2 separate regions of the Homo sapiens genome follow, and region 1 is linked to region 2. The links are chromatin contacts, found by Hi-C in ENCODE. All regions are on one chromosome and are shown on one strand. Each heading gives the region's core, a stretch centred on a gene start or an enhancer-like site at or near the end of the contact. The rest is flanking DNA. Distances are from core to core; before and after follow the strand shown.

Region 1 (7,077 bases), core at 1,878-4,377, 2.7 Mb after region 2:
TGGCAGATCTACTTTAATGGCCATTTCTCTAATTTTACACACATATTTACACCTGTGCAAATGATGTTTGTTGCAGTTTAATAATTACATCATCATTTCAAGTGTAAAAAGTGGAAACAATCTAAATTTACTACTAGATGACCAGTTAAATAAACTGTGAGCAACCATAGAACGGAACACTCTGAAGAGGAAGAAAGGAATGAGAAAGTTCTGTATGTATTAATAATAAATTAACTCCTAGATATATTAAGTGAAAAAGCAAAAGGCAAAACAAAGTATGTAGTACACTGTCATGTGTAAGGAAGACGCCTGTATGGTGAGTGTGTTTCTGTGTGTCTGTGTGTTTGCTCATGTACACATAACGTACACAATAAACTGGGCATGCTGGTTTCCTCCAGGGAGGAGAACTAGATGGCTGGGGTCAAGAGCAGATGAGCAGCTTTTCCAGGACTATCCTTTTGTACCTTTTGAATTCTAAAACCATCTGAATGTGACCTAATGAAACAAACACTTCAAAAGTCCCAAACTGAAAAGGTGATGATGTCCTCCCCTTACAAAATTAAAAATAAAAACAATTTTAACACTTAGAAAACCTATTCTCTAAAAGAATTCTCTGTATTTCCTGGCCAATAACACAATTGTTAGAAGAAATGTACAATGTACCAGGTGACATGTGGAAGGGGACAACAGAAGGGGGCAATGACAGGCACTTGTGAAAACATTTGCCTTTTTCTTGATCACGTCTTGTTCCTCTTCTCATCCTTGCTTCATTTCACAAATAGGGGAACTGAGTCCAAGTAAGTGAAGTGACTCATCCGTGCCACCTGGGCTCTTGGTTCCAATGCTTGCCTTGTTAGGGGATTTCCTGACTGCTCCTGCAGCTCTCTTTGCTAGAATGTGGTAAGAGTTGGGGGAGGAGAGGGTGGCAGATCCTCTTTCATTTGGCCTTAAGCACACCTCCCTCTTCGCCTCTCACCCTGAGCAGGGCTGGCGCCTGAGGCCGGTGAACACCTGTGGTGGTGGCTGTGGGACAGCATCTTCCCCTGCTCTTTCTCTTCCTTCTTCCCCTTGGCCACCCACACCCAGGCAGGTGTCCTCCCCAACCCCAGGACACTGCTCTTGGTGTTTCACAGGCACGTGTCCTCTTTTTCTGAAATTGACATTACCCAGTTCAACATCACCTACTTTACCGGAGTACTTTGGGCTCTTTCAAATCAATTTCCGCTTCGAAGGCTAAAGATTTGTCATCAGCTAAGAGGTTCAAAAGTCTGTGGTGTAGGCTCTCCAAAATTCTGGCAGAGGTCAGTTGACCCTGGCTTTTATGAAGGAGTCTTTGGCATTCATTCATTCATTCATTTATTGAAGAAATATGTATTGGACCTATTCATTGCATGAGGCACTTTCTAGACACTGGGGGTGAAATGTTGGCCAAAACAGATAAGGTCTCTGTTCTTATGAAGCTCACATTCATGTGATGAGAGGCTGACAATAATCAAGTAAACAAATAAATGATCAAGGTGACTTCAGATACTAATAGATGAGAGGGCGATGTGACAGATAGGGTCTGGGGAGCCACCTTTGAATTTGTGCTGAATTCTATCTGAAGATGCCTTCACTAAGAGAGAGGTGCTGTCTCCATGGCCTTTGAGGCCCTCCCCTCCAGTGGTGAGATTTTAACAATCTCCCCATCTGACAGGTTCCCATGCAGGAATGAAAGACATGGAAGGGAAGAGGGGGGCCAGCTCCCTGAGTCCTGTGTCCACCAGCTGCTGCTAAATACCTCTGAGAAACTCTGCTTCTATCTAAGGGGACCTACTTCTCTCGGGAATCTCAATACTTGGAACAAGAACCTCCTAGACGGACCCTTTGGCATAATGAATTGGACCAACTGTAGGTTCCAGGACTAGAGAGCCAGCAATGCCTCCATGAACAATCTCACCCAATTACTCTGCTCAGGTAAGACCAACTGAAAACTAGAACAATACAAATGGTGGTTATTCCTGTCTTCTGTTTCTTTGTTTGTTTTTGTGACAGGGTCTTGCTCTGTCACCCAGGCTAGAGTACAATGGTGTGATCATGGCTCACTGCAGCCTCGACTTCCCTAGCTTAAGTGATTCTCCTATCTCAGCCTCTCAAGGAGCTGGGACTACAGGCATGCAGTAGCACACCCAGCTAATTTTCGGATTTTTTTTTTTTAAAGTAGAGACAAGGTCTAGCTATATTGCCCAGGCTGGTCTCAAACTCTTGAGCTCAGGCGGTCCTCCTGCCTTGACTTCCCAAAGTGCTGAGATTATAGGCGTGAGCCACTGGGCCTGGCTCGTTATTACTGTTGAATAATAGTCTGATCACTGAGTTCTTAAACAACTCCATGAGGTAGGCATTCATATTCTGTCTGTTTCACAGATGAGGCTCAGAAAAGCTAAGTGTTTGTCCTAAGATCACAGTTAGGAAGTGTCTGAGACCCAGGTCACTGTGAGGGAAGAGAGAGACCCTCTCATATTGTTTTATATTGTTTTATACTCAGTACCTGTTTTAAGGAAAAACAACAAGGAAGTAAAACCAAAGACAGGCAGTCCGGCGCCAGGCCCGAAACCAGGCCTGGGCCTGCCTGGCCTAAACCCAGTAGTTAAAAATCAACTCATAACTTAGAAACTGATGTTATTCATAGATTCCAGACATTGTATAGAAGAACATTGTGAAACTCCCTGCCCTGTTCTGTTTCTCTCTGACCACCGGTGCATGCAGCCCCTGTCACATACCGCCTGCTTGCTCAAATCAATCATGACCCTTTCATGTGAAATCTTTAGTATTGTGAGCCCTTAAAAGGGACGGAAATTGTGCATTCGGGGAGCTCGGATTTTAAGGCAGTAGCCTGCTGATGCTCCCAGCTGAATAAAGCCCTTCCTTCTACAATTTGGTGTCTGAGGGGTTTTGTCTGCGGCTCGTCCTGCTACATTTCTTGGTTCCCTGACCAGGAAACGAGGTAACTGATGGACAGCCGAGGCAGCCCCTTAGGCGGCTTAGGCCTCCCCTGTGGAGCATCCCTGAGGCGGACTCCGGCCAGCCCGAGTGACGCGATCCAAAGAGCACTCCCGGGTAGGAAATTGCCCCGGTGGAATGCCTCACCAGAGCAGCGTGTAGCAGTTCCCTGTGGAGGATTAACACAGTGGCTGAACACCGGGAAGGAACTGGCACTTGGAGTCCGGACATCTGAAACTTGGTAAGACTAGTCTTTGGAACTTGCCCCACTCCATCTAGGTGGAAGTGTGGCCTGATCACCCACGACATGCCTGCATTGGCACTTCTGTTCTGGTTTTGACTTGACTTAGATTGTGTGATACTTTGGTTTTGGTTTTGGTTTTGACCTGGCTTGGATTTCTGGATACTCTGATTTTGGTTTTGATTTTGGTTTGGTGTAAACTGCAAGAGTGTGTATGCCCTTTTTACCTGTTTTTTTGTTTGTGGCATGTGTGTGGTGTGGGTGTGGTGTTTTGTCTCGAAGAAGCATGGGTCAGGTACAAATAAGCCCACCCCACTAGGAACTATGTTAAAAAAAAATTCAAGAAAGAATTTAAGGGAGATTACAGTGTTACTGTGACACCAGGAAAACTTAGAACTTTGTGTGAAATAGACTGGCCAGCATTAGAGGTGGGTTGGCCATCAGAAGGAAGCCTGGACAGGTCCCTTGTTTCAAAGGTATGACACAAGGTAACCCGTAAGCCAAGGCACCCAGACCAGTTTCCATACATAGAAAGTTACAGCTGCTTTTATACCCCCTTGCCCCGCCAACGTAGTTAAGAGAACAGCAGCATAAGCGGCTGGCAGAGGCAAGGAAAGACCAGTAGAGAGAAAAAAAGGCCATCTATACCAATTCTAAGTTAATTTAGACTAAACAAGGTCTTAATAGCAAAGGATAATTGAAATCCCAAACTTACAAGGTTTTCAACAAAAGTGAAGTTTGCTTAAAGTTAACAGTGTAACATGTATTATGGTAACTTCTAATCTTGTGGCCTTAGACAGTCTAGTCCAAAGGCATAAAGAAAGTTTGCTTTAAAAAAAAAAAAAAGGAATGGTTATCTTCAAAAAAAAAAAAAAGTGGGGGGAGACAGAATTTATGTAAAAAGAGTGTTATATGGTAAATTCTTGTCCTGAAATAAACTAACTGGTGTTTAAAGAAAAAAAATGTTTGTAATAAGTCAGAAAGTTGAGACACATTGAAGAATTGTCGGCAAAAGTCGTGAAAGAAAAAATGTTATAAAAAAATTTATGCAAAAAATGTTGTATAATTTAAAAGTAATAAGGCCTCCTGAGTACTATTAAAAAAACAGTTTATGTGCAAGGTGTATAAGAAAAGTAAAACATACCTTTGGTAAAAAGATTATAAAGGGGCATAAGAATGTGGATTTTTACCTACATTAAAAGGTTAAAAACAATTATTGTTTTAAAAGTTTAAGCAAGTTTTAAAACGTTAATTATAAAGAAAATTCTGTGTGTAAACATATTAGCTAAAGTTAAAAAGGTATCATCCAGTTTTTCTGTGAACTGGACATTAAAGTAAAAAATGCCACAGGTTTTTCTTAAAGCATCAACCTGCTCTTTAACAAAAATTATAAAAGGTTAAAAAGAGTCTATAAAATCTTACCTTATGGTCAAACATGAAAAATTGGATAAATATGTCTACAAGGTTTTATTAAAATTCAGTTTAAAATTAATAACACACTAATATAAAGGTAAAATTTAGCTTATCTGGTATAAAAATCATACAAGAAACATTATTAAATATAAAATGGTGTTTAGCTTTCTTTGGTCTAAAAACTAATAAAAATTGGTGCTAAAGGAAACATTCATTTTACTAGAGGATCATAAAAGTTAAAGACTTAAAACAAACTTTGGCAATTAAGACAGCACGCCAAGATGCAAGTGCCTGGCTGAAATGGATCAAATATTCCATCTGCACTTTAAACAAATGCAATTGTTATGCTTGTGCACATGGCAGGCCAGAGGCCCTGATTGTCCCCCTTCCACTAAGGTGGTCCTCCAGTTGACCAGGCATGGGCTGCAGGGTAGCTATTTTCCAGGTTTCTACAGCTTGGAGTAATAAGTCATGCCAAGCTCTCTCTGCTATATCCCAAAGTCCCTGCGGGTCAGCCCCTGAGGGCCGTCCAGCTTCCGTCTCCCAACACTAAGTTCACTTCATGTCTCTCATGGCAGGGAGGAGACTTAGCATTCCTTGGAGACCTGAAGGGATGCAGTGAGCTTAAGAATTTTCAAGAGCTTATCAGTCAGTCAGCCCTTGTTCATCCCCGAGCGGATGTGTGATGGTATTGTCGTGGACCTTTATTGGGCACTCTGCCGAATAACTAGAGTGGCACTTGTGCTTTAGCCTATTTGGCTATCCCTTTCACCCTGGCATTTCATCAACCAGAGGAAGGAAAAAAAAAATAATAAGACATCGTAAAGCGAGAGAAGCCCCTTATGGGTCTTTCAACTCTCACATCTATTTAGATGCAATCGAAGCCCCGCAAGGAACACCAGATCAATTTAAAGTCCGAAATCAAATAGCTACAGGATTTAAGTCAATATTTTGGTAGATGACAGTCAATAAAAATGTAGATTAGATAAACTGCATCTATTACACCCAACAGCAATGAGCTTTTCATGAGTTGAAAAAAAGAAAAAACCCATGTCGGCCCCAGCCCTGGGGCTACCTGACCTGACAAAACCTTTTACACTCTATGTGTCAGAAAGAGAAAAAGTGGCAGTTGGAGTTTTAACCCAGACTGTAGGGCCCTGGCCAAGGCCAGTGGCCTATCTCTCAAAACAACTAGATGAGGTTTCCAAACGCTGGCCCCCATGTCCAAAGTCCCTGGTAGCAATAGCCCTGTTAGCACAAGAAGCAGATAAGCTAACTCTTAGACAAAACCTAAACATAAAGTCCCCCTATGCTGTGGTGATTTTAATAAATACCAAAGGACACCATTAGCTAATGAATGCTAGACTAGCTAGATACCAAAGCTTGCTCTGTGAACATCCCCGCATAACCATTGAAGTTTGCAACACCTAAACCCCGCCACCTTCCTCCCGGTGTCAGAGAGCCCAGTTAAACATAACTGTGTAGAGGTATTGGACTCAGTTTATTCTAGTGGGCCTAACCACCGAGACCATCCTTAAACATCAGTAGACTGGGAGCTGTACATGGATGGGAGCAGCTTCACCAACCCCTGCAAAGTGACTCTGAAGAAGACGACAAGCCCTGCTCCAGTCACACCCGGAAGCTGACTGGTCCACGCACAGCTGAAGCATGAGGAAACTCATCGCGGGACTAATTTTCCTTAAAATTTAGACTTGCACAGTAAGGACTTCAACTGACCTTCCTCAGACTGAGAACTGTTTCCAGTATATACATCAAGTCACTGAGGTAGGACAAAAGATTGCTACATTCCTATTATTTTATGGTTATTATAAGTGTACCAGGACTCTAAAAGAAACTTGTTTGTATAATGCTATTCTATCCAAGGTATGTAGCCCAGGAAATAACCAACTTGATGCGTGTTATGACCCATTTTAAGCCTCCCATGATCACAGTTTTTAAAATACAATTAAGGACTGGTCCTTTTCTAGGTGACACAAGAAAGGTAATAGCTAGAACAGAAGAAAGAGGGGTCCCCAAAAATGTAACCTTAAAATTTGACACTTGTGCCACTATTGATAGTAAGCAGCATGGATGAGGATGTGGTTCTCTAAATTGGAAAAAAAAGTTACACAGTAAAAAAAAATAAGTATATCTGTCAAGAATCATATTTATGTGAGATGTGTCAATACTGGTCTTGCGTTATTTCGGCTACTTGAAAATAAGTTAAAAAAGATAGTGTTTGGTTCCAAAAAGGAAAAGTCAGCCTCTCCTGCATGAGTGGGAGCTGCAACCTTTTAGAATTGATAATCACAAACCCCTCAGACCCAAAGTGGAATAAAGAAAAATATGTAACATTAGGCATTGATGGAAAAGGACTAGATCCTAGTGTAAGCATCCTAATAAAAGGAGAGGTTCAAAAACGTTCTCCAGAACCAGTATTTCAG
Region 2 (7,309 bases), core at 3,109-5,608:
TTCAAGCCATTTTGTTCCCATTGGCTCTGCCATTCTCCACCCTCATTCCTATAAACAAGAATGAACCTTGATTCAACTCTTGTCCAGTAAACTGCACAGGCTGCCTAGAGCATATCAGATAAGAAGAGGTAATAGCTGGGTGAGTTTGGAGCAAGAACTGCTTTACTTAACATCACTATCAGGGAAGGGCCATTTAAAATTCGATGGGCAGGGGAGTGAGGGTGGGACCAGGCAGTAGATAAGTGAGGCTGGCTGGACAAAAGCCATGGTAAACTTGAGGAGTGAGCTCAAACCTTGTCTGAACAGAGCCTCTGTTCCTTAGCTTCAGTCCACTGCAATCATGAGGCCAGTGATTTCAGATATGGTAATTTTCAAGAGCAGCCTGAAATGTAGATGTTTATTTGACATTTCCCTAAACTCTAATCATGGCAACTAATTTTTTGAAAGTGCTAAAGGCTGTTTTTTTAAAAGTACATATCTGCATGTGCTCTCAACTTGTGGCCTATGATGTACCTGGGGCCACCTGGGAATGGGATGTAGGGGTTTTCAACCCTATCCCCCAAGCTAGGAGTGAGTCTCTGCATTGAGGACCTCAGTGGAAGGCTGTCCCTATGGCCACAATCTCTAAGAAGGAGCATTCTGGCATGTTCCTGATAGAAATGAGGGCACACAAGGGGCCTCTTCACCCCTAAAATTAGATAAAAAGCAGCGCTCCCCACCTTCAACTGGTGGTACCCGTTAAACTTGTGCTTGGGACGGCAGCCTCCAGGCTTTTGCTCAAGGAATGCCCTGTCCCCTTCCTTTCCACCTACTTTAGCCAGGTTCACTCACGTTTTTAAGTTCACACTTTTCCAATGTTCACTGTTCAGTGTTCACACTTTCAAGTTCACAGTTTTTCAGTGACATCTCTCCTTCACAGACTGGGCTACATGGCCTTCCCCTGAGTTCCCATGATGTTCGGTTTTATAACCCTGAATTTATAGCTAGAATGTAGACTAGAGACCTTGCCTGAACAGTGTCTGGTACTTAGTAGGTATTAGTGAATACTGGTTGAACAAATGAATGTCAAAGTTGCCAAGAGTGGAGGCTAGTGGATGAAAGGAATTTAGATCAGGGGTGGAAGAAAAAAAATTAAGCCCATTCAGCAATTTTGAGCTGGGACTCCCTAGGAACCTGTGATTGCACCTTAAGAAAACTTGGTCCTTTGAATCTTGCAGGCTTTTAGGTCTTTAAACACCTCTTATTGAAATGTAAATGTCACTTAAATAGGGGTGTTCACACCTTAAATCATAATGTGAGAGAGCCTTCGTTATCAATTAACTCCCTAAATGGATTTACCCAAAAGGTAACAACCTGGAGAGAAGAAATCTGGGCTGATGCCAGGAAAGGACTCTGGCCCCAGTGGCAGGAGAGGGAGAATAGATTCCACAGCTACTAAACGCTGATTTCTATCCAGAGAAATCCTTCCTAGTGTCTACTTTGGAGGCTGGCTGGGGGCTCACAGAAATGGCACTGGGGTAGGAGTTGTTAGGAAATAGGGGGCCTAGCTTCAGGGCTGACAGTAACTTGTAATAGAAGTCTTCGATATCTTGAACAAGTCCCTTCTCCACTCTGAGCCTCAGTTTTTGTCTTCCTTCTTCCTTTCTTTCTTCCTTTCCTTCTCTTTCTTTCTTTTTCTTTCCTTCCTTCCTTCCTTCCTTCCTTCCTTCCTTCCTTCCTTCCTTCCTTTCTTTCTTTCTTTCCCTTCCTTCCTTCCTTCCTTCCTTCCTTCCTTCCTTCCTTCCTTCCTTCCTCTCCTCCTTCTTCTTCTTCTTCTTCTTCTTCTTCTTCTTCTTCTTCTTCTTCTTCTTCTTCTTCTTCTTCTTCTTCTTCTTCTTCTTTCTTTCTTTCTTTCTTTTTGGAAAGTGTTTAGTTTATAAATCATCTTGTGAAAAATCCACAATGGCTGCAGCCTTGCACCACCTTTTCTCCTTCATGAGCCTCAGTTTTCCTATCTGTAAAATGAGTCACCTGTGCTAAATTATCTCTTACCATTCTATTTTTGTTTCCATATGGAACAGGAAAAAAAAAACAACCTATTTCTTCTGCTCTATTTCCTGCCGGCACATAACCCAGGTCTTGTCCTCGTAACATTCATACAACAGCCTCCTGCCCTCCCTGCCCTACCACCGGACTGACCATCATCCTAGCACAACGCAAACTCTATTTTCTTTTTTTTTTCCCAATTTTTTTATTTATAAAAATACGGAATGCTTCACAAATTTGTGTGTCATCCTTGCGCAGGAGCCATGCTAATCTCCGTATCGTTCCAATTTTAGTATATGTGCTGCCGAAGCGAGCATGCAAACTCTATTTTCATCATGCCATTCCCTTCCTGCAGACTTTCTTTGCCATTCTGTATTCCTAAGATGGGAATCCCAGGCTCTCTCAGTCTTTCCAACCCCAAACTCCTTGTGCAGTAGCCCAACCAGGCCAGAGCCCCTCACCGAATTCTCTCCTGCTCACCTTTCCTTGCAGCTCTGCTGACATCTGCAAGTTTCTGTACTCTGCCAATTGATGTGGCACAAATCACTTTCTTCTAGGATGTGAGCACCTACTGTGTGCTGAACACTCACTATTGCCAGGGACTCCGCCTGGTATTTTACACACAGTATCTCTACTGTTTTTTTGAATGCAGTCTCTGAGATCTTATGACCTCAGATTCACGGATGAAGAAAGCAAGGCACCAGTAACTAGAAGAGGGCAGTGGTGGAAATGGGTTTAAAACCTATGTGCGCCTGTCTCCAGCATCAATGCTGTTTTCCCTTACCACTGCCTCTTCAGGATGCCTTCCCTGAATAATTCCACTTGTCCTCTATATACATTCTTACCTCAGGGGTTTCCAGCATTCATGCATATGGTTTAAAACTGCTCACATCTTTATGACATATTTCTTACTTCAGAACTCCTTAAGGATGTATACACATAGTTTATTACTGTTCACACTTTTATAGCAAACACAGTCAGCACATTGCTCTGTGTGTGTGTGTGTGTGGGTGTCTGTGTGTGATGGAGTCTCGCTCCTTCACCCAGGCTGGAGTGCAGTGGTGTGATCTTGGTTCACTGCAACCTCTGCCTCCCCAGTTCAAGCCATTCTCCTGCCTCAGCCTCCCAAGTAGCTGGGATTACAGGCACGTGCCATCACACCGGGCTAACTTTTGTATTTTTAGTAGAGACAGAGCTTCAACACAATGGCCAGGTTGGTCTCAAACTCCTGACCTCAAGTGATCTGCTGGCCTCGGCCTCCCAAAGTGCTGGGATTACAGGCGTGAGCCACCGGGCCCGGCAGCACATTGCTTTGAGTTGACGTCTGGTGGCTCTGCAAGCCCTTCTCCCCTCTCCAACTGTCGTCACTCACACCTCCATGGCAGGAATCATTTCTATTTCCTTTTTCACCTCCATGTGCTTGTCTACCATTCTGCACGGAGCAGGCCTAAGTACACTGACCATTGGATGACAGATACGGGTTGAACAAACTACAGTGTGGTCCTCAGGTAGCTGTGGGGCAAGTGTCCCCTCCTCACCACCCCTCCATCCTCCCACTCTAAACCTAAAAGGAAAAGTGCTCTATTTGGGAGTCTCCTAAGAGGGAGTGAAGGAGCTCTGTAAGCTAAGCCAGCCTGCATACATGGTTCCCGGCACAAAGTCTACACACCAGTGAACACGTTCTTGGGTGGATGCTGGATGCTGATGGCAGGGCTTCATTTGATGTTGGTGAAGTCAGTTCTACCCTGAACCTCAACAACTTGAAATCATAAGCAGTAAATAGGCAGACACAGATGGAGATCTAGGTAAGTTTGGAAATAACTGAAGACTTATCTTTGGAATGAGCTTTCACATTACATGGGCGGGCTTTTACATCACGTGGGCTGATGAAGACTGATGATTCAGTCTTCATGCCTGAACCACGGGTTTACTTTTACATGGTCCACAGAGGTTCAGAAGCTCTGGCTGAGGCTAAGGAGGCAAAGCCTTCTGAGGAGTCTTTCCTGTATGATTGCTCTTGTTCTCACTCAAGGCAAGCTGGTGCTAGACAGGGATGATCCCTTTACTGTGTATGTGTTAGTGGGGGACTGAGAGGAGGATGGTGCATTTCAGCAACTCAGCTGTTAGTTCCCAGCAGCTGGTGGGTGCCATGAGAAGTGCAATTAAGCCCCTGACCCCCCTCCCCCAGCTCCTCCCCAGCCTAGCTACTCCCTTGCAAACCCTTTCTTCGTGGGCAGAATGTTCCCTTGCCAGCTGCCTGCTCCTCCAGGTGTTTCCTGTACTCTCTATTTACTGGCTGGGGTGGCTGAGGGTGGAGAGAGGGAGTCTGTTTTGGTTTCCTGTTAGCCAATGGCAGTGGGTGTGGGGAAGGCTGGCGCTCCTGTATCTAGGGGGAGCTAACCACAAGCAGCAGCTGCCTCCTGACACCTGCCTTTCTGAGAGCATGTAAACAGTTAGGGGACGAGGGAGGAAGAAGGCCTCCTGAGCAGGGCAGACACTTCTGTTCGGTCAGGCTGGAAGAGGTCATTTCATAAGCTCCCAACCTCCATTCTTTCCAGGGGGGAAAGGGTGGGGTCAGGTCACCCCAATGACCTCAGGCCTCCCTGGACTCTAATCTCTACATGAGAAGCCCAGGTAGTACTGGGTCTACCTCCACTGTCTACCTGCCATGAAATGGATGGCACTGCCTCCCCAGGCAAAGGCCAGGAGTGGAGAGCGAGACCTTGGCAAAGCCTCCATTTCCTTACCTGAGACCTGAAACAGCTACACATTCCCCACCTTCACCAAGGTCCCCAAATCCAGCCAGCTTGGTGCAGAGACACTGTCACGGGTTTCCCCCTGGCCACTCTTCCCAAGAAGGCAGGACAGTATTTTTGGTTTGTTGCAGTTTTTCCAATCCAGTTGAAATGATACACTTGTCTATGTATGTGTGATCCTTCCCTTCTTTCCTTCCCTCCCTCATCCCCTTCCCTCCCCTCCTCTCTCCTCCCTTCCCCTCTTCTTCTCCCCTCTTCTCCCACTTCTCCCCTCCTCTCCCCTCCCTTCCCTCCTCCCCTCTCCTCTCCTCTCCTCTCTTTTCTCTTTCCTTGACAAGGTCTCACTCTGTCACCCAAGCTGGAGTACAGTGGCACCATCTTGGCTCACTGCACCCTCAAATTCCCGGGTTCAAGCAATCCTCTTGCCTCAGCCCCCGGAGTAGCTGGGACTACAGGCGTGCACCACCACACCCAGCTAATCTTCATATTCTTTATAGAGACAGGATTTTACCATGTTGCCCAGGCTGGTCTTAAACTCCTGAGTTCACGCTATCCACCTGCCTCGGCCTCCCAAAGTGCTGGGATTACAGGCTTGAACCACCATGCCTGGCCTCCTCAGAGCAGTTCTATAGCATTGACATTATTACCCTTAGACTGTAGAGGAAGAAACAGGCTCAGAAGGTTAAGCAAAATTACCTATGGGCACAGTGCTAGTAACTGGCAGTCAGGCTTGAATCCAAGACTGACTGAATAAACAAGAAAAATTATAGCAAACAACCCAGGGTTTCTTATGTTTCTTCTTGTCACGCTTAGTGCTCTTGTCTTCTGGATTCTAGGAACTTTTACACAAAGCCACAGTTCACTTTGCAGATAGCCTACATAAGATAAGCAGTCTGACATCCCAGTCTTACACATCTCTTATGCCCAAGCTCAGATCACCTCTCCTCTGTGAAATCATTGCCATTCATCCTAATGTTAGGTGATGTTTTAAAAACCTGCTGAGTTCTTACAGCAAGAAGCCACTGCTCCCTCCCACTGTGTGTCTTCCATGGGTTTCTTTTTTGTGTATATGTCATATTTCAATTTAAATATAAGGTCCTAGAGATCACCTCTGATGTTGCCCAACATTCACACAGCATCTGCATCTAACACAGTACCTGGACATGAAGCTGAAGCAAGAGGGACTGAGGAGACTAGATAGTCTAGATGCTTTAGGGAAGCCTCTCTTTTACCCTTTGTCTCACTCCAATTGGAGAAATCCCAGTTCAATACAGACTGGCCAGCCAGATGGGTTGCTTCACCCTAATCAGGAATTTCAGCTGCTGACTTCCCAGCCCTGGTACAAAACACAGGAACTCCTTGTGTTCATTGTGACCCACTTCCTTACTGGAGCCTGCTCAGGGTGGAGGCTTAGGTCTCAGTGGCTTCTCTTGTTTTCACAAAAGGAAAATAATCTCTGTCATAATTACTGCTTGACCAATAGGCTTCTCCTGTGACAACTCCCTGGGGGAAAGAAAATGGAGCACTGACTGTTTCCTAGGATGAAATTCAAAGATATCCAGGGGGGTGGGCCAGGATGTAAAAGCACTTGTTGAGATTATGGTGCTATTTGAATGTGAGGGATTGATGTGGATCCATGCTGGCCTTGGAGTCCAGAGGTTGTTATCTGGGTCTAGCATGGGGCCAGCTGCAGCTGGCAGCTTGAAACCCATTTTTATGGTTTTGAGTTTTCAGCCATCAGTCTGGCAGGCAAGTAATGAGTGTCCTGCAGTAAGTGCCCTCTTATGGGCAGAGACAGGTCCTTTCGAGAAGCACAGGGAGAGAGGACAGCAGAGGAGAAAAAACAGGGATGGGTCCACAGTGTGTTGCCAGTCCAAAGGAGGTGACAGGAAAATTATATATCAAAGTACCTAAAACACTGACCACATGGGATTGAATGCAAACTAATGGAATTACACAGCATGATCTACATCAGTGCTGGGATGTTAGGTACACAAATGGAAATGATCAGAGATGGGTGAGGTTAGCCTGGGCAAGGATTGGGAAAGACAGATGTTTTGAGAAATGCCTTTGCAGCTAACATGTCTTTACTACCTTATTTATGCCCAGGAGAAGACATTTCAACCACTTCTGAGCACTGGCACTTTGGCCAACACAAACAACAGGAGGTCAGGTGGGTGGGCAAAAGAGCAGGGCATGAGGCCAGTTAGGAGAGCGTCAAGTACTGTTCCCTGTGTTCTCTGGGTAGCCACTTTCCTCCCCTGTGCTTCCCATCCTCCCCTGACACCAGCATCACCAGCTCAGCCCTCTGCAGTGGCATTTAGCCTAGAAGAACGCATGCCTGTGGCCTCAGAATCGTAACTTTACTAAACCTTTGATTAAGACATAGGGATGATTCCCTTTTATTCTGAATGTATTGACCTCAATAAATAAACTCTTAGCACCTTAACCCAGAGTTCCCCTTGAATCCTCCTAAGTCAGGCTAGATTGATGGAAGGCAGAGGGAGAAGGGAGACAAAAATCTGAGA

What was found. A loop is a pair of places that touch in the nucleus more often than their neighbours do. Pooled maps may share reads with other maps.
Region 1: a map with no recorded cell type shows a loop between it and region 2 (20-fold over the local background). The contact joins the promoter of RHEX here to the enhancer-like site in region 2. A Hi-C loop is called at or near these places in 7 of 37 single-sample maps with no recorded cell type and 5 of 50 pooled maps.

The regions. Positions count from the first base shown.
Region 1 is chr1:206,050,046-206,057,122 of GRCh38, forward strand. It overlaps RHEX (regulator of hemoglobinization and erythroid cell expansion), which reads left to right and starts at 3,128. Exons shown (of 6, transcript NM_001007544.4): 1 at 3,128-3,220. LOC105372857 (a long non-coding RNA gene) reads right to left here. Exons shown (of 3, transcript XR_922473.3): 3 at 3,398-7,077. RefSeq lists enhancers at 661-1,160, 2,524-2,763, 3,184-3,243.
Region 2 is chr1:203,316,758-203,324,066 of GRCh38, forward strand. It overlaps the pseudogene RNU6-487P. Among named protein-coding and RNA genes, the nearest start is that of BTG2, 15 kb to the left of the region's middle. Within about 2 kb of position 4,359, at least 24 of the 41 ENCODE cell types and tissues checked have a DNase peak (open chromatin) inside an H3K27ac peak, as active enhancers do.